Regions from separate parts of the Homo sapiens genome. Here region 1 is linked to region 2. Evidence: read pairs that join two places in POLR2A ChIA-PET (ENCODE). Cell type or tissue: B cell. All regions are shown on one strand. Each heading gives the region's core, and the rest is flanking DNA. Links, peaks and the distances in the headings are about the cores only.

The links. ChIA-PET counts read pairs that join two places held together with the same protein. Peaks named below come from ENCODE experiments on the same cell type or tissue, not always from the same donor. Only the 100,000 strongest peaks of a DNase experiment are listed, where the experiment ranks them.
Region 1: POLR2A ChIA-PET joins it to region 2 with 8 read pairs; 7 of 35 experiments call an interaction of 5 or more read pairs at or near these places.

What each region holds. Positions count from the first base shown.
Region 1 is chr13:40,508,167-40,517,881 of GRCh38, forward strand. No RefSeq gene overlaps it. Among named protein-coding and RNA genes, the nearest start is that of LINC00598, 32 kb to the left of the region's middle. RefSeq lists a silencer at 9,410-9,609. In B cell, for the core only: no CTCF peak of the experiment used is centred there; no DNase peak of the experiment used is centred there.
Region 2 is chr13:40,649,582-40,659,296 of GRCh38, forward strand. All of the region lies in intron 1 of FOXO1 (forkhead box O1), which reads right to left. Among named protein-coding and RNA genes, the nearest start is that of FOXO1, 12 kb to the right of the region's middle. RefSeq lists enhancers at 2,134-2,655, 2,656-3,176. In B cell, for the core only: no CTCF peak of the experiment used is centred there; DNase peaks (open chromatin) are centred at 2,760, 3,010 and 4,076; H3K4me3 peaks cover 3,109 bases; H3K27ac peaks cover 6,545 bases.

The DNA of each region.
Region 1 (9,715 bases), core at 581-8,580, 140 kb before region 2:
AAGATAGAACCCTTTCCATTTCATTGGCTGGCAATAAAGACTGAAACTTCATCACCATGTTGCCTGGCAACCCAGGAAATATTGTTGTGATTAAACAAAAACTATCTGGAGTAAATTCACAATGAAACAGCTGAAAAGCATTATATCATCCTGCATTCCACTATGAAGACATGAGCAGCAGATACCCTGGGACTGTTCACCCCCCAAAACACAAAAAAACAAATATACCGACATCGCCAAGAGGCAGCCTAGAGGCCAGGAAATTCCCTGGACTAGGATCAGAAGTCCTGGGCAAGTCTCATAACCTTTGGGGCGGTCAGAGTTTTTTTCATCTGCAGAAAGAACAAGTAGAATTAATAAGCTCTGACATTTCATGTTTCAAAAGAAATAGTAAAAACTGGGAGCATCGTGCCAGTCATCTTTTTGAACGGCAGCATTCATTTAAGAGCCATGAACAGTGATCCACAGGCCTAAAGGGTGAAAGTCGCCCATCTTGCCTTAAATAAAATCCACAGTGGGATTGGTTGGGTTCCCATAAGCTGTTGATGCCCCAGTTATTACAAGTAACTCTCCTGGCTTAGAAAAGCAGAAGCTCAGCATTATGAGAACAGCTCATCTCATTAAGACAAAAATATCTCCTAGAAATTTCTTTAAGGCTATTACAGCGAGCAACCTTGGAATCAAAGAGACCAGGCAAAATTAAAGCAACTTGTTTGTAGAAATCACAAGTGAGTAGACTTAAAAAAAAAAAAAATCTGACAAAAGAAGCTGCAGATGAAACCTAAAAACCACAGCAACAAAGCTTTGAAGAATATAGTGTGGTGGCTAAAAACATTAAAATCAAAGACTCTGGGTTCAAATTCTGTCTTTACCACTGATTGGTTGGGGTGCTATTGAAACTCTGCATCTCCATTTATCCATCTGTATGTGAGTATGATTACTGTAGGAATGAAATGAGTTAGTAATATGCTTAGAAGAGTGGCTGACACATAGTTAGCAGCTGTCGTTATTTCAGCATGAGCCCATAATTGTTAATACCAGTGCTAGAGTCAGATGGGCCTGGATTCAAAGCCCAGCACCACTGGTTATTAGCAGTTGACCTCTGTGCAAGCTTCTTAACCTCCCTCTAAGTCTCGGTTTTTCATCAATAAGATGGGAATAATCATATAATACCTCATAGAGTTGTGAGGATTAAATGAGATAATGCTTGTGAAATGCACAGCAGAACATAGCTGTCACAAATCTCTACTGTCCAGGATTCATCAAGAAATTTCTCTGCAATTTCCCTATTAATAGTTTCTCACTGCTTTTCCATGCCATAAAAACTAACAATGAGCCAGTCACGGTGCCTCATGCCTGTAATCTTGGTGGGAGGATCGCTAGAGCCCAGGAGTTCGAGAGCAGCCTGGGCAACAAAGTGAAACCCTTTCTCTACAAAAAATTTAAAAATTACCTGGGCTTGGTGGTGTACACCTGTAGTCCCAGCTACTTGGGAGGCTGAGGTGGGAGAATCACCTGAGCCCAGTAGGTCAAGGCTGCAGTGAGCCATGATCATGCCACCGCACTCCAGCCTAGGCAACAGAGTGAGACCTTGTCTCAAAAACAAACAAACCAACAAACAAAAAAACCCAAACAATAAATGGTTAAGATGGTAAATTTTATGTTATATATATTTTACTACAACATATTTACATTGGAAAAGGAAAACATCGGCTATCACGACATTTCAATGAGGGAAAAAATAGTCTTTTCAACAAATAATGCTGGGAAAATTGGATAACCACATGCAAAAGAATGAAGTTGGACCCTTTCCTCACACTTATACAAAAATTACCTCAAAATGAGTCAAAGACCTAAATGTGAAAGCTAAACTATTAAACTCTTAGAAGAAACATAGGCATAAGTCTTTGTGGCCTTGGATTAAGCAATAGTGTCTTAGCTATTATGCCAAAAGCACAAATAACAACCACAAAAAAATACATAAATTGGACATGATCAAAATTACAACTTTTGCCCTTCAGAGGACAGCATCAAGAAGGTTAAAAAAAAAAAACCTACAGAATGGGAGAAAATATTAGCAAATCATATATCTGATAAGGGACTTGTATCCAGCACATATAAATAACTTTTACAACTCCTTAATAAAAACACAAATTACCCAATTAATAAACGGGCAAAGGATCTGACTAGATATTTCTCCAAAGGAGATATATTAATGGTTAATAAGCACATGACTAGATTCTCAACATCATTAGCTCTTAGGGAAAGGCAAATCAAAGCCACAGTGATATCACTTCATACCACCAGGATGAATATAATAAAAAAGACAGAAATAACAAGTGTTGGTGAGAATGTGGAGAAATTGGAACACTCATTTACATTGCTAATGGGAATAAAAAAATGATGCAGCCATTTGTTTGGAAAACAGTCTTGACAGTTCCTCAAAAAGTTAAACATAGAGTTACCATATGATCCAGCAATTCAAGCCCTAGTTACATACCCAAGAGAACTAAAAACATGTCCATACAAATATTGTACACAAATCCTCTTAGCAGCATTATTCATAATTATCAAAAAGTGTAAACAACTAAAATTTCCACCAACTGATGAATAAATGTACTATATCCAGAAAATGGAATAGTATTCAACAATAAAAAGGAATGAAATGCTAATAAATGCTGCAGTATGACTGAAACTTGAAAATCTTGAAAGAAGCCAGTCACAAAAGACCACACAAATTGTATGATTCCACGAAATCATACAATCCATCAGGATAGGCAAGTCCATCAGCAGGAGGAAGTAAATCAGTTGTTTCCTAGAGGTGGGGGTATGGGGGATACTGATTATGGGAAATGGGGAATGACTGCTGATAGGTACAGGGTTTCCTTCTGGAGTGACGAAAATGCTCTAAAACTGATCGTGGCAATGACTACACAATTGTGAATATACTAACAACCACTGAATTGTACACTTTAAATGAGTGAATTGTATGGCACGCGAATTATCTTTTAAAAGCTGTTATACCCAGTAATGGGATTGCTGGGTCAAATGATATTTCTGGTTCTAGGTTTCTGAGGAATCACCAACTGTTTTCCACAATGGTTGAGCTAATTTACACTCCCACCAACAGTGTAAAAGCGTTCCTATTTCTCCACAGCCTCGCCAGCATCTGTTGTTTCTTGGCTTTTTAATAATTGCCATTCCGACTGGTGTGAGATGATATCTCATTGTGGTTTGATTTGCATTTCTCTAACGATCGGTGATGTTGAGATTTTTTTCATGTTTGTTGGCCGCATAAATGTCTTATTTTGAGAAGTGTCTGTTCATGTCCTTTGCTCACTGTTTAATGGGGTTGTTTTTTTTTTCTTATAAATTTGTTTAAGCTTCTTGTAGATTCTGAATATTAGCCCTTTGTCAGATGGATAGATTGCAAAAATTTTCTCCCATTCTGTAGGTTGTCTGTTTACTCTGATGATACTTTTTTTTTTTTTTTTTGCTATGCAGAAGCTCTTTAATTAGATACCATTTGTCAATTTTGGCTTTTGTTGCAATTGCTTTTGAAGTTTTCATCATGAAATCTTTGCCCATGCCTATATCCTGAATGGTACTGCCTAGATTTTCTTCTAGGGTTTTTATAGTTTGGGGTTTTACATTTAAGTCTTTAATCCATATAAAGTTAATTTTTGCATAAGGTGTAAGGAAGGGGTCCAGTTTCCATTTCCTGTGTATGGCTAGCCAGTTTTCCCAGCACCATTTATTAAATAGGGAATCCTTTCCCCATTGCTTGTTATTGTCAGGTTTGTTGAAGATCAGATGGTTGTAGATGTGCAGTCTTATTTCTGAGATCTCTATTCTGTTCCACTGGTCCATAAAGGAATATAAATCATTCTATTATAAATATACATGCACATGTATGTTCATTGCAACACTATTCACAATAGCAAAGACATAGATTCAACCCAAATGCCCATCAGTGATAGACTGGATAAAGAAAATATGGTACAAATACACCGTGGAATACTGTACAGCCATAAAAAGGAACGAGATCATGTCCTTTGCAGGGACATGGATGAAGCTGGAAGCCATTAACCTCAGCAAAGTAACACAGGGACAGAAAACCAAACACCACACATGTTCTCACTTATAAGTGGGAGTTGAACAATGAGAATACATGGACACAGGGAGGGGAACATTACACACTGGGGCCTGTCCGGGGGCAGGGGGAAGGAGAACATCAGGAAGGATAGCTAATGGATGCTGGGCTGAATACCTAGGTGATGGGTTGGTAGGTGCAGCAAACCACCATGGCACACATTTACCTATGTAACAATCTTGCACGGCCTGCACATGTATCCAGGAACTTAAAATAAAATAAAATTAATATTTTTTAAAAGACAAAAAAATTAAAAAGCTGTTATAAATAAAAAATTAACAATGGAAATTATCGGAAGCCTCTTCAGCTTGGAGGATCAATTCTGTAGACCTTCAGATGGGCCCAGGCCATATCCCAGCATAAGCAGTAGGGGCTGACAATGGGACTGTCCGGAAGGCCCCCGAGGTGGAGAGAACCTGGGAGAGATTCCAGACCAGTTGCTGAATGTGTGCAAGTTCCCTGCACCCTTTCCCTTCTTCAGTTTCATGGGTGAAAGGTTGTTCAGTTTCACGGGTGAATGAAGTATGGAGATGCAGATAAACTGAGCACCCAGCCCTCTTTCCCCCAGTAAAATAGAACTGGTCACACCACAAGTAGTCATTCATCTTCCTTGCTCAAGCTCCATCCCATGAATCCCATCTACCTGTAAGAATCCGCAGGAGAGCGCCACGAGGTAGACTGTGCTTTGGAGGATGGCATCCCAAGGGAGTTGAAGGTGAGGAAACTAGCAGTGAGCCACTGGTCAACAGTGTGCAAACTGTGAAGATCTCTGCTGGGGTATTTGAAGCTTACCTCAAAAAGGAGTCCCAAGGCTTTGTGTAAAACATTGTCTACTCATAGTATTACTGCAGATTCCTCCTAAGAACCTACTAGTTAAAATTTTGTGTGTGTGAGGTTGCAGGAAAAGAGCACAATATTAGAGCAGAAAAGATAAGAGACTCAAATAGAAATGGAAAATTTTTTTAAATCTTCTTTCTCACTTTCTATTACTCCTTTCTTTCTTGGGTTTCATGTCTTCTTTCTTCCTTTGCCTCTCTTTCCCTTTTCTGGCCTGCAATCACCTCGCTCTGTCATGTCTGGTCACAAGATGTTTCAGTAAGCAGCTTGTGAGCATCTCAGAAAATGTGTGTCTCTCTGTCTCTGTATGCTGATACCTACCGTGGCACCTCACATGAAATGGGAGCTCAAAAATAATTACTCTTGTTTGAGTTAAATGCTACAGCACAGTGATCATCAGTTACAGAGCTCGAGACCAATTTCTGTGGGTTGATGCCATTTCCTTGGGTTTTGAAGCAGAAGTCCTCTGAGGGATGTACCTTAGACCCTAGCCCTTATGTTTGACTGGTTATTTTCCAAGCTGTTACCTGTTCATATGTGTATTCCTATTCTTTCCAAGGCTAATCCTGTGAAAACAGATCAAAGCATTTCATTCTTCTAAGTCAGAGACTGGGTCAGACTGTATTTTCCAAAGATAGCCACATTTTTGTGGATCCATTCTTACCATGTGAAAAACATTGTCTACACATAGTATTACCGCAGATTCCTCCTAAGAACCTACTAAAATTTTGTGTGTGTAAGTTTGGCATCAAGAAATGGGGTCTATGTTCCCTCCCTTTGGACGTGACTCCTCTACCAATAAAGTATGGCTATGTGATCTCTGAGGTTAGGATATCAAAGGTAATACAGCTTCCATTTGGATCTCCTTCTCTTGGGACATATGAACTTGTATTCATTAGCCACCATGTAAGACATTTGGCCCTCAAAGCTACTATGAGGGAGAGACAATATGGAGACAGCACATAGAGAGTGCCAAGGAGCCCCAGCTGTTCCAGCCCCCAACTCTTTGTGTCTTCCCAGCCCAGTCACCAGACATATGAGTGAGTGAGCCTTCAGAGGACTCCAACTTCAGCCTTCAAGCCACCCTATTCAATACTAAGTGGAATAGCAACAAGCTATCCTTGCCCAGACTGAAGATTTGTGAGCAAAATAAATGTTTTTAAGCCACCACGTTTTGGAGTGAATATTACAGAGCCATATGACTGGAAGAGTGTCCTCCCCTAGGCCGGGAGAAAGTAAGCTCTTCTCTGAAGTATAAATCTTCAGCTCCTCCATCACTCCTTAAAAAGTCTCTAATCTGTAAGTCACCATCGTCTGACAGAACCTCCTGCCACAGAATGTGTTACTATGGGGCCTGCCCCCAAGTCACTGTCAGGCAGCAGCTGCTCTTCGGACAGGGCTGGAACAGAGAGAAGAAGGTTAATCTAGTGCCTCTGAAATACCTCCCAGGTGTCATCCACAGGAGGTGATATCTCCCTCCCTATGTTTTAGGGATACAAACATATATGGTAAAATTATGAGAAAAAAGCAAGAGAATGATCAATAAGAAATTCAGTGTAGGGCAGCAGATGAGGTCAGGCCCACAGGTAGTGAATGCTAAGTTCGAGGGTGCTCATTTGACTATTACACTTCCTAACTTACATATACATTACCTATGTTCCTTTGTGTGTATAAAATATTGCATAGCAAAAAAATGACTAAAAATAAATGTTAGGTTAATAAACATTTCTAACTTAAAAAAAAAAAAAAACAAGAACCACTTGGCCCCATCCAATGAGTTGCCCTGCCCTGCCCTCACTATATATTTTGTTTCGTGCTGACTTCTCCATTCTTGCCCCAATCACGTGGCTCTATCCAACTTCCAGTGCTGGTCCCCTCTTGCTGTGGCCTAACTGGTTTCCTGTACCCATTTCTTCTTCCCATGACATGTTCTGCTGTCCAGTTAGCCTTCTTAGCCTTCTTTTTTTTTTTTTTTTTTTCTTTTTGAGACAGGGTCTTGCTCTGTCAATCAGGCTGAAGTGCAGTGGTGCCATTATTGCTCATTGCAGCCTCAACCTCCTGGGCTCAAGGATCCTCCCACCTCAGCCTCCCATGTAGCTGGGACCACAGGTGTGCACCACCATACCCAGCTAAATTTTTAAAAAATTTTATAGAGACAGAGTTCTCATTTTGTTGCCCAGGCTAGACTCGAACTCCTAGGCTCAAGGGATCCTCTCACCTCCATCTCCCAAAGTGCTGTGATTATAGGCATAAGCCACCACAACCCCACCCAGTTAGCTTTCTTAAACACCATTCTAATCCTGCCTTTCACAGCTCAGTCTCTTTCAGAGCCCCTCATGGCCCCAGCATTAAAATCTAGAGCCCAGGCTGGGCACAGTGGCTCATCCCTGTAATCCCAGCACTTTGGGAGGCCGAAGCGGGCAGATAACTTGAGGCCAGGAGTTTGAGACCAGCCTGGCCAACATGGCAGAAACCCCATCTCTATTAAAAATACAAAAAATTAGCTGGGCATGGTGGTGCGTGCCTGTAGTCCCAGCTACTCAGGAGTCTGAGGCAGGAGAATTGCTTGAACCCAAGAGACAGTGAACCTGTATCATGCCACTATACTCCAGCCTGGGGAACAGTGAGACTCTTTCTCAAAAAAAAAAATAATAATAATAATAATAATCTAGAGCCTGACTTCCTTAGCCTGGCAGTCAAAGCCCCCACAATCCAGATGCTTCCTGTTCATGACACTCCAGCCAAGCTATGCCATTTCCCATTCATGTCTCCTGATCTCCCACACAAGTGTCTTTGTTCTGTGATTCCACTTGTCTCTCTCCTACTTCTCCATGTTTCCATCATATCCATCCTTGAAAACCCAGTTCCAGTATCTCCACTTTCATGAGACCTTTTCTGATCTACCCTAGGGTAGATATATGCACAGCATTCTCACTGCTTCTCGCCAGCAGGGCTCTAAGTGTTATGGACAGGGAACACTCCTCACTTTCTGACCTGCATACAGGTAGTCCATGCCCGTTCCTTTCCCCGGTGAGATTGCAGGTTCATTTAGGGCAGGGGCCGTAACTGATTCATTTTGTTTGCCCTTAAAATTTCTTAACACATCAGGCAGGGCATGGTGGCTCATGCCCGTAATCCCAGCATTTTGGGAGGCCAAGGGGGGTGGATCACCTGAGGTTGGGAGTTCGAGACCAGCCTGACCAACATGGAGAAACCCCGTCTCTACTAAAAATACGAAATTAGCCGGGCATGGTGGCACATGCCTGTAATCCCAGCTACTTGGGAGGTTGAGGCAGGAGAATCCCTTGAACCTGGGAGGCGGAGGTTGCAGTGAGCCGAGATCACGCCATTGTACTCCAGCCAGGGCGGTAAGAGCAAAACTCCATCAAAAAAAAAAATGTCTTAACACATCAAACATTCTATATTTTTAGAATGAATGAATGGGTCACTAAATGAATGAATTTTACGTCAAAATAATGAATGAATTCTACATCAAGAGCCAACCTAGGAACACTATAAAGTGAAGAAAATTTGTCTTTAGTGTCTCCAGCCTCCTAGCCAGTTGCCCTCCCCTGCTAGGAGTTTACCTCTTCCCATCCAGCTACCTAGGAACTGCATATCTACTTGCCCAAGCAGAACCTGCCTTTGGAAAAATACCTGATAAATTCATTTACACTCCTACATAAACCACTGACAAGGCTTCTGAGGTTACTGTTCTTTTACTGAGAAGCACTTATTTTGTTAACAGAAGACAAGGTGGAAGACTATATCAGTATTGGATTGAATAGCGTAGTCCCAAAATTTGCTTCCCCCCAACCTCAGAAGGTGACCTTATTTGGAAAGAGGGCCTTTGCAGATGTTAGTTAAGATGGGATCATACTGGACTGGGGGGACCCTAAGTCCAATGACTGGTATCTTTATAAAAAGATCATGAAAGACACAGAGACAGAGAAAAGACAGCTGCACGAAGAGATGGAAATTGGAGTGACGCAGCTGAGGAATACTAAGGATTGCCTGCAACACCAGAAGCTAGGGACAGGCAAGAAAGGATTCTTCCCTAGAGCCTTTAGACACTTTGATTTCAGACTTCTGGCCTCCAGAACTGTGAGAGAATGCATTTCTGTTGTTTTAAGCCACCCAGTTTGTTGTACTTTGTTACAGCAGCCCAGGAAACTAATATAATGTCTAAAAATCTGAAATACTGGCTTCTATGGCACAACTGGACCCTTCAGAGAGGTATATTGGGAGAAGGCTCTTGGTGCCCCACAAGAGACCCACACCACCTGTCCTACCTATCCCAACCAGACGGCTTGGCAGGTGAGGGGAAGGAGCAAGGCTGAGAGGTGAACAGACCCTCAGCCATCACCATCGACAACTTGTAAAAATGTGGGGACCAACAAACACCCACTAACCTCTTTTTGCACTGGGCTTGTTCAGCTGCCTGCTGAGTGGGCTGAGAACAAAGTCAGCTGCAGTCATGAATACATGAGCCAATGCAGTGGTTATTAACATTTTGGTGTCATTGATCCTCAAAGAACATGGTGTGACCTAGGGACTTTCTCCCCAGGAGACACATGCAGATACTCACTGAAATTTGCATACAGTTTCAGGGGTTTCACAACCCCCTGAAGCCTCTCCATAGAGGTAAGAACCTTTGATCTTCTAATCGAACAATGATCTGTCCAAATTTAAACTTACAGAAGAGGTACAGTTCCAACATTGGTG
Region 2 (9,715 bases), core at 713-8,712:
CTCCTATATGTTCAGCATTTTACATGACCCAAGATCATTTACATCGTTCAATGAGATCACAGAGCACAATAATTATTTTAATTTTTTTCTTAAAAATATAATGTATAAGGCATACAATCAAATTAGGTAATAAATTCAGAAATTGACTCACTTCAAACATATACCCTCCAATTGTGAGGAATGAGAAATTCACCATAAATTATGAGCTCCATCTGTACTGATATATTCCCTTCATTTTATTCCACATTCCCCACATTCTTCACCTCTAGTTCAGAATAAAGCAATCACACCAAAGAATGCAATGGCACAAACTTTAACATTCAAACTATTACAGGAAAGGGGTCCCAATCCAGACCTCAAATGACAGTTCTTGGATCTCCCACAAGGAAGAATTCTGGACGAGTCCCTAGAGTAAAGTGAAAGCAAGTTTATTAGGAAAGTAAAGTAATAAAAGAATGGCTACTCCGTAGACAAAGCAGCCCAAGGGCTGCTGATTGCCCATTTTTATGGCTATTTCTTGATGATATGCTAAACGAGGGGTGGATTATTCATGCCTCCCCTTTTTAGACTATATATATAGAGTAACTTCCTGACTTTGCCACAGCACTTGTAAACTGTCATGGGGCTTGTGGGAGTGTGGCAGTGAGAACAACCAGAGGTCACTCTCGTGGCCATCTTTGTTTTGGTGGGTTTTAGCTGGCTTCTTTACTGCAACCTGTTTTACCAGCAAGGTCTTTATGACCTGTATCTTGTGCTGACCAACTATCTCATCCAGTGAGTTAGAATGCCTTAACCGTCTGGGAATGCAGCCCAGTAGGTCTCAGCCTCATTTTACCCAGCTCCTATTCAAAATGGAGTTGCTCTGGTTCACACGCCTCTTGACAAAACTACTTTTTAAGAGGTTTGAATCTCAATTAAGCTGAACAGATTAAGAATGTTTATTTCTGAGTTAGGCACCAAAGGAAGGACAGTAGGCTAAAAAGAGATCACAAAGAAGGGCAGTGACACCCTGAGGGTCCACTCCTCAAGCACAGGGACAGGCCGATTCCAAGACCAACCTAAACACTCAAGAGCAGGCAGGTAATTATTGAAGCCTGTGACAATCATGCTTTTTAAATTGTTATTTTAATAATCTGGATTCTGCTCTTGTTTAGCTTTGGTTTTTGTTGTTGTTAATTGTTGTTGTTTTTTGAGATGGAGTCTCACTCTGTTACCCAGGCTGGAGTGCAGTGGCGCAATCTTGGCTCACTGCAACCTCTGCCTCCTGGATTCAAGCAATTGTCCTGCCTCAGCCTCCCGAGTAGCTGGGACTACAGGCATGCACCACCATGCCCAGCTAATTTGTGTATTTTTAGTAGAGACTGGGTTTCACCACGTTAGCCAGGCTGATCTCAAACTCCTAACCTCAAGTGATCTGCTGACTTCAAGTGATCCGCCAACCTCAGCCTCCCAAAGTGCTGGGGTTACAGGTGTGAGCCACCACGCACTGCCTAGTTTTTTTGGTTTTTTGTTTTTTGTTTTTTGTTTTTGTTTTTTTTTAAGAAACATGGTCCCAGTGTGTTGCCCAGCCTGGACTTGAACTCCTGGGCTCAAGGGATCCTCTGGCCTCAGCCTTGCGAATAGACAAGACTACAGGCACACAGTACTCTCTCTGCCTGGATGGACTCTGCTTCCTTTTTATAAAAAGTACGTTCTAGGTACAGTTCAGAACACTGAAAGTATCAAAATGGCACTTCAAGAAATACAAAGCACCTTAAAGAAATACCCAGAATTACTGGAATATAATTCCCTAGGAGAACCACTACAGAGCACAGAGGTCACAGCAGGGAAAGTATCCACTCCAAAACCAGAAAAGAGGATATCAATAACATCAAAACATGCCTAATTACAGGAATCTTTAACCCTGATAAATTTCCTTAGTATGAATTTTTTTAATTATACCAAATAACTTCAAGAGAGGAAAAAATAAAACATTTTGATGACCTCTAAAATGTAGTCATCAACTGCTAAATGTTTAAAAATAGTGTTTTATCATCATCAGAAAGACTTCATGTTAATACAAATACATGACATACAAATATACATCTAAATATACATTATATTTATAACATAAATATACATCTAAATATACATCATATTTATAATATAAATATAAGATTATAAATAAATTCAGGTCCTACAAAATTCATTCTATCTCAAAATTTCACAAATTCAACAAACTGCTCCAGGCACACCGGTAACAGAAGAGACTGGGAGTATGGGAATCTTTCAAATTCAACGTATGTAAATGTCATAATGGGCCACTGAAGAGAAAATTAAATCCTAAAAGGTTGAAGGGGAGAGACCAATTCAGTCATACAGATTGAAGAACTCTCAGGGTAGGATGATCCACAGGAAGCTTTCCCATTCACCACATGTAAATTTCATGATGGCCTACATACCTACCCATCCAGAGAGAAAAGTTTCCAATGCAACCAGCTTGGTGCCAAGTACACAAACAACCCCAATCGATATTTACAAGTTTTGCAAGTTCCCCTCTCCTCCCTCCCCACTCCCCGTTTAGGAGGTAGCCCTGCAGAGAGAGAGTTCTGCTGCAAACAGATGAGGTAACTGTAATTCAAGAGAGCCCACTTTCTCCTGTATTCAAATCACAGTATAGTATGAATGATGGCAGGCTGAAACCTACTGGTGTAACAAACTGGTGATTCTTTTTTTTTTTTTTTTTTGAGTTGGAGTCTCTGTCGCCCAGGCTGGAGTGTAGCGGCAAGATCTCCGCTCACTGCAACCTCTGGCTCCCCAGGGTCCGCCAACACGCCTGGCTAATTTTTGCATTTTTAGTAAACACGAGGTTTCGCCATGTGGCCCAGGCTGGTATCGAACTCCTAACCTCAGGTTATCCACCCGCCTAGGCCTCCCAAAGTACTGGGATTACAGGCGTGAGCCACCGTGCCGGCCCAAACTGATGATTCTGCAAATTAAACCTCACAGCTCATGAAGGCACATCATCTCTGATACAAAATTATGGTGACTGAACATGCCTATCTTGATGTTACTTATGCAACTCTATCCTGAAGGTTAGAGAAGAGAAAAAACCTTTTTCATGTCAAAATAGAACAATAAAATCCACATTGTGACCGTTACTACCTCAAGAATCTGCCAAAATAAGAGCTTCTAGCTAAACCATATGCAAACCATTTCCTTTGACCTTGCTTCCAAGCAACCAAAATGTCTCAAGTATTTGACGTTTACTTGTATGAACCACTCCCAAATATTTATGTGGTTATTTTGCTTTCAAGCTTTGAAGGACACAACATTTACAAGCCTGGGAATTAGGTGATTCAATTATAATTTCTCTTTCCAAACTAAATTTGAAATCTAAGTGCATTTCTCTTTTTTTTTTTCTTCAAGACAAGAGTATTGCTCTGTCGCCCAGGCTGGAGTGCAGTGGCACAATCTCGGCTCACTGTAACCTCCACCTCCTGGGTTCAAGCCATTCTCCTGCCTCAGCCTCCCGAGTAGCTGGGATTACAGACACGCACCACCACGCCTGGCTAATTTTTGTGTTTTTAGTAGAGGCAGGGTTTCACCATGTTGCCAGGCTTGTCTCGAACTCCTAACCTCATGATCCACCCGCTTCAGCCTCCCAAATTGCTGACATTACAGGCACGAGCCACCACGCCCAGCCTCTAAATGCATTTCTTTTCAGGTACAGAATGCAGGGTGCCTTTTCACTCTCACCCTTGCCACTGCTGCAAGATGAAGACCCTCTCATTCTGTGCTGGGGATTCCTCACTCAAAGAGGGGTTTTCGCTCAGCCACTTGCATGGCAGGCTTCTGAGCCTGGTACCCGCAGAGGAAATGCACTAATTTTTTAATTAAAAAAGGAAAACCAATATGAAAGGAGAGGGCCGAAACACTGAGGAGACAAAGCCCAGTGCCTCCCGGCCTCAGCTAACTCTTCAGAATACCAAACCATTGAAGAAATCTTTATCTTCCCACATAATGCAAACTGGTTTCCCTCTTCCTCCTTTCCTCATTAGGCCCAAATAAGACTTAGGAGGATTAATCATGCGCATTGGCTTTTTTACTGCAGTTACAAAATACAACCACAGAGGTTCCCTCCCTTTCCTGATGCCAGGTTCACTTGGCTACTTTCAGATTTTTAACTGAGCAAAAACCCAGCCCCTCACCAGTAAGTACTTTGTAAGTACTCACCAGTACTTACAAAGGCAGTACTATAACACCTTCAAGATGGGGAAACCACGGTTTTAAACAGAAACACATATTTTCCCTCAACATGGATGCTTTATCATATCTCTAACATAGTAAGAGTAGAGAGTCACAAAACCATGACCTATATTTTCCAGACTGTTAGAACAGCAATTGAGAAAAACTGTTTATCCAAGAAATATCTTTAATGAAACAAAAAAGAACAAAAGCATACAAGGGAAGCCCTCTCTTCCACCCTCTTTCTCATCACAGTTTTGCCCTTATCAGATAAGACAGGTAGGGGTTCCAGGGCTGTTAAGCTCATGGGGTATATCATTAGGACCAGCTCTGTAACTGGAACTGCTCAAAGAATGAATGACATCTTTATTAAGACAAACATCATCTGACCAGGCTCGGTGGCTCATGCCTGTAATCTCAGCACTTTGGGAGGCTGAGGTGGGCAGGTCACAAGGTCAGGAGTTCAAGACCAGCCTAGCCAAGACAGTGAAACCTCATCTCTACTAAAAATACTAAAAAAAAAAAAAAAAAAAAAAAAAAAAAATTAGCCAGGCGTGGTGGTGGCCGCCTGTAATCCCAGCTACTCAGGAGGCTGAGACGGAGAACTACTTGAACTCTGGAGGCGGAGGTTGCAGTGAACCGAGATGGTGTCACTGCACTCCAGCCTGGGCGACAGAGCGAGACTCTGTCACAAAAAAAAAAAAAAAGAAGAAAAAGAAAAAGACAAACATCATCTAGGGAGAAAAATACATCAACGCAGAAAAAAAAGATTTTCTTTTTAGGTCTCGAAGATCTGTATACAAGATGCTGGAACCAAGTCACACTGAAAAAGTTGACAGCCTGGAAATTTCTATATGTGGCTGGCCAGAGATGTATAAAGAATACAGTGGGGCTTACTGGAGATAACAGCACTTCCCAGATGAGGGGTGCTGCAGTGTAGACCAAGGGGCCACGACACTTTAGAGGTGGTACTGGCCTCTGAGAAGGCAGAGGTCTCTAAGAATTAAAGAACTCCTATGACTTAAGGTCAGCAGAGATAGGCTATCTTGAAAGAAATGATCTACCTCCCTTCCCTGAGGGAGATAAGAACCCTCAGGGAACCCTCCCTTCAAAATTAGAACCAAGATGAGAATGAAGTTGAAGGATGAAGATGTTTTATATAATATCTTTACTTACAAAAATTAAAAGACCAAAGATGTGCTGTAATTCTGAACTTCACTGGATCTACAAACATCAATAGTGGTCGGCAGGGCGTGGGGGCTCATGCCAGTGATCCCAGCACTTTGGGAGGCCAAGGTGGGTGGATCAGTTGAGGTCAGGATTTCGAGACCAGTCTGGCCAACATGGTGAAACCCCGTCCCTACTAAAAATACAAAAATTAGCTAGGTGTGGTGGTCTCTACTATTACAGGTGTGCCTGTAATCCCAGCTATTTGGGAGGGTGAGGCAGGAGAATCGCTTGAACCTGGGAGGCAGAGGTTGCAGTGAGCCAAGATTGGGCCACCGCACTCCAGCTTGGTGACAGAGTTAGACCCCATCTCAAAAAAAAAAAAAAAAAAAAATTAGACTGGCCAGTTCCATATTGTTTCCTAGTTGGTTTTGACTAGTTTTGCCTGACATCATTAACAATCATGCAAGTGTGAGATCCTGGTGCGTCTGAAAGCTATTTTCTCCACGTGGAAGGTAACTTAGACATTTAATAAAACCTCACGGTAGTGGGCTTTTTCATTTATTTAACTGTCCCCCACCCCTCATCAGCAATGTACCTTTTAAATAAAATGTCTGCTTCTATAGGGATAAATATATTAGTAAAATAGTTTTCTACACTTCTTTTTTTTTTTTTTTTTTTTTGGCAGAGTCTTGCTGTCGCCCAGGCTCAGGCCGGAGTGTCGTGGCATAATCTCAGCTCACTACAGCCTCCACCTCACAGGTCTGAGGCATTTTCGTGCCTCAGTCTCCCAAGTAGCAGGGACCACAGGCATGCACCATCACCACTGGCTAATTTTTTGTATTTTTAGTAGAGATGGGATTTCACTATATTGGCCAGGCCAACTCCTGGCTTCCAGTGATCTACCCACCTCAACCTCCCAAAGTGCTGGGATTACAGGTGTGAGCCACCGCGCCCGGACAGCTCTCCTCAACACTTGCCATTTCTAAATGGCTGATGAGTGTTATTTAATCTACAACTGTGCCTTCTGATGTGCCACAATGCCATTTTTACTGCATAAACCTTTTGGTTCAACATGAGCTAGTCAGACTCACTCCAAGTACACTTAACAGTTAATACATTCAGTCCTATTGGACTGTAATGGTGTCAGTTTTGCATTTGGCCTATCCAAATTTAACCTCCTCTGGATCTATTGAAATATCCCATTATAATCTTCATTCTTGCATTTGGGTTAGTGGGAAGATAATTATTGCAATAAGAAAGCCATCAAGGATATCTAATATTTAGCTAAGGCAATATTAGAACTGACATTTACATTTTGAAGTATCTTTTCAAGCCAATATAACCTTCCCTCATAATTGCCTTAAGTATATTTTGAAATTGCTGACTTCAATTCAGAATTTCTCATTTTTCAAAAAAGCAAGACTTAATTTAATAGTAATCTTTCTTTCTTTGAATCACTCTGCTACCAGGACACTGGGCCTCACTGAAGTTAATTTTAAAGAACAGATCAAGCAAAAAGCTAAATACATTGTAAATGCCAACTATTCACATTAAGTCAATTACATAATCTGTTCTATGTATTGCCAAATTCCGTATGTCAGTTTCAAAATCAACTGCAGTACACTGGCTATAAATTGCATTCCATAGGTCTCCATATTTACACAAGTGTGTTCCTAAGTAGTTGCATTTTAAAATTGTTTAATGTAATCATATTTTCATAATTTCTTATTTGGCAAAAACAAAGATATCATTTGATAAATTTGGTCCATAACACAGCATTATTTTCATAATATGTCCTTTCTACCTATACTTTTCAAACTGTTTGTGTATTTCACATGCCTATCACTCTGAGAAATTTTTTTTTTTTTTTGAGACCGAGTCTCTCTCTGTCGCCCAGGCTGGAGTGCAGTGGCACGATCCAGGCTCACTGTAAGCTCCGCCTCCTGGATTCACACCATTCTCCCGCCTCAGCCTCCCGAGTAGCTGTGACTACAGGCACCCGCCACCACACTTGGCTAATTTTTTTCTGTCTTTTTAGTAGAGACGGGATTTCACCGTGTTAGCCAGGATGGTCTCAATCTCCTGACTTCGCACTCAGAGAAACTGATGCTTCCCATATTTTCAGGCCTTTATGAATGCCAGTCCACCATCCCAAAAATATATCTTGAAAATAAGATGAACTAATGGACAGAAAGATGTGCATTTACACAGATATATGATCAAGCAAGCATAATGAAATGTCATTAGTAGAAAAGGTAGTAGAAATTCTTCCAATTTTGCTGAATGCTTGAAAATTTTCATAGCGAAATCGTAAGGGAACAATCTCCCATCCTTTTTTTTCTTTTTTTTTTTTTTTTGAGATGGGAGTCTTGCTGTGTCGCCCAGGCTGGACTACAGTGGCGTGATCTCGGCTAACCGCAACCTCCACCCCTCCAACCCCCTGCCCCAAGTTCAAGCAATTCTCCTGCCTCAGCCTCACAAGTAGCTGGGACTACAGATGCATGCCACCACACTCACTTAATCTCTTCTATTTTTAGCAGTGACAGGGTGTTGCCATGTTGGCCAAGCTGGTTTCTAACTCCTGACCTCAAATGATCTGCCCACCTTGGCCTCCCAAAGTGCTGGGATTACAGGCATGACCCACTGTGCCAGGCCCAATCTCCCATTTTCAAAGCCTGGTTCAACGGCCAATACAGAACTTCATTTTTCTCTAAGACACTTAACTCTTCCCACTGTATATCATAGTTACTTACACATTGCATCTAGTCTTCCTACTGGATCTATGTTTTGAGTCATTGCTACCACTCAAAAACACCTAGCACATCTTGTACACAGTAATTATTCAACAAATAAATGGAAAAAAAAGGACTCTGACAATCTGTTGAAAACAAAATAATCACTGTTCTTTAGTTATACTACTTCTTAAATTATTCTCACATGATACAGACTGTGATATTCTCAACACACAGGAAGCTGAAATATAAAAGACCCATGTATCAAGAAAGAATTTTTTTCCTAACAACATATTTACAATGTAACTGAGAAGCCAAGACATACAGACATTAAAGTTAAATTATATATAATACACAGCAGCATGAATTAAAAGATTACCAGATATTCACTCAGAGGACAAAAATTCCTCTGGGTAGGAGCCAAGATTGGAAGTTGGTGAACTGACTTGAACCTTGCACACTGAGCAAGATCTGCTGAATTTCAGGGCTCAAGATGATCTAAGCTCTGGGGACAGGAGCGTCTAGGCCTGAAATACTAAAAGCTAAACGAGGGGAATGGTTAGCGGGTAGGAACGGAAAGTCTCAACAGACCCTGAGAAAGAAGAGTTAACAGACTTGGGAACACTAAACACCAGGAGAGTGCTCAAGAAGACACCAAGGTTTGAAAACTAGGGAAAGAACTAACTAGACCATTAACCCAACTGGGGACCTTGAAATGAGCCATCTGAGGGCAGGGGGAAATACAGTATGTTCAGTTTTAGACATGCTGGATTTGAGATAAAAGTGGGACCTCCAGAGCCTTTAGGTAACTGGATACACAAGGCAACAGAGAGTAAGTTACCTAAGAAAATACCAGAGAAAAAGTCCACAACTAGTCCTGAGGTATACTTATGAATGAGGATAGGAGAAGGAAAAATAAGCGAACCAACTGGAGAAGCCAGATGGCAGGAGGACCATTGTAATGGAATCCAAGATAAGAAACGATTTCTCAAAGCAAAGCTAAGAAAAGGAAGACGTGGCCGGGCGCAGTGGCTTACGCCTGTAATCCTAGCACTTTGGGAGGCCGAGGCGGGTGGATCACAAGGTCAGGAGATGGAGACCATCCTGGCTAACACGGTGAAATCCCGTCTCTACTAAAAATACAAAAAAAAATTAGCCGGGCGTGGTGGTGGGCGCCTGTAGTCTCAGCTACTCAGGAGGCTGAGGCAGGAGAATAGCGTGAACCCGGGAGGCGGAGCTTGCAGTGAGCCAAGATTGCACCACTGCACTCCAGCCTGGATGACTGAGCAAGACTCCATCTCAAAAAAGAAAAAGAAAAGAAAAGGAAGACTTAGGCTGGGCCCAGTGGCTCACGCCTGTAATCCCAGCACTTTAGGTGGGCAGATCACGAGGTTAGGAGTTCGAGACCAGCCTGACCAACATGGTGAAACCCTGTCTCTACTAAAAATACAAAAATTATCCAGGTGTGGTGGCATGTGCCTGTAATCCCAGCTACTCGGGAGGCTGAGGCAGGAGAATCACCTGAACCTGGGAGGCAGAGGTTGCAGGGGGCTGAGATCACGCCACTGCACTCCAGCCTGGGTGAC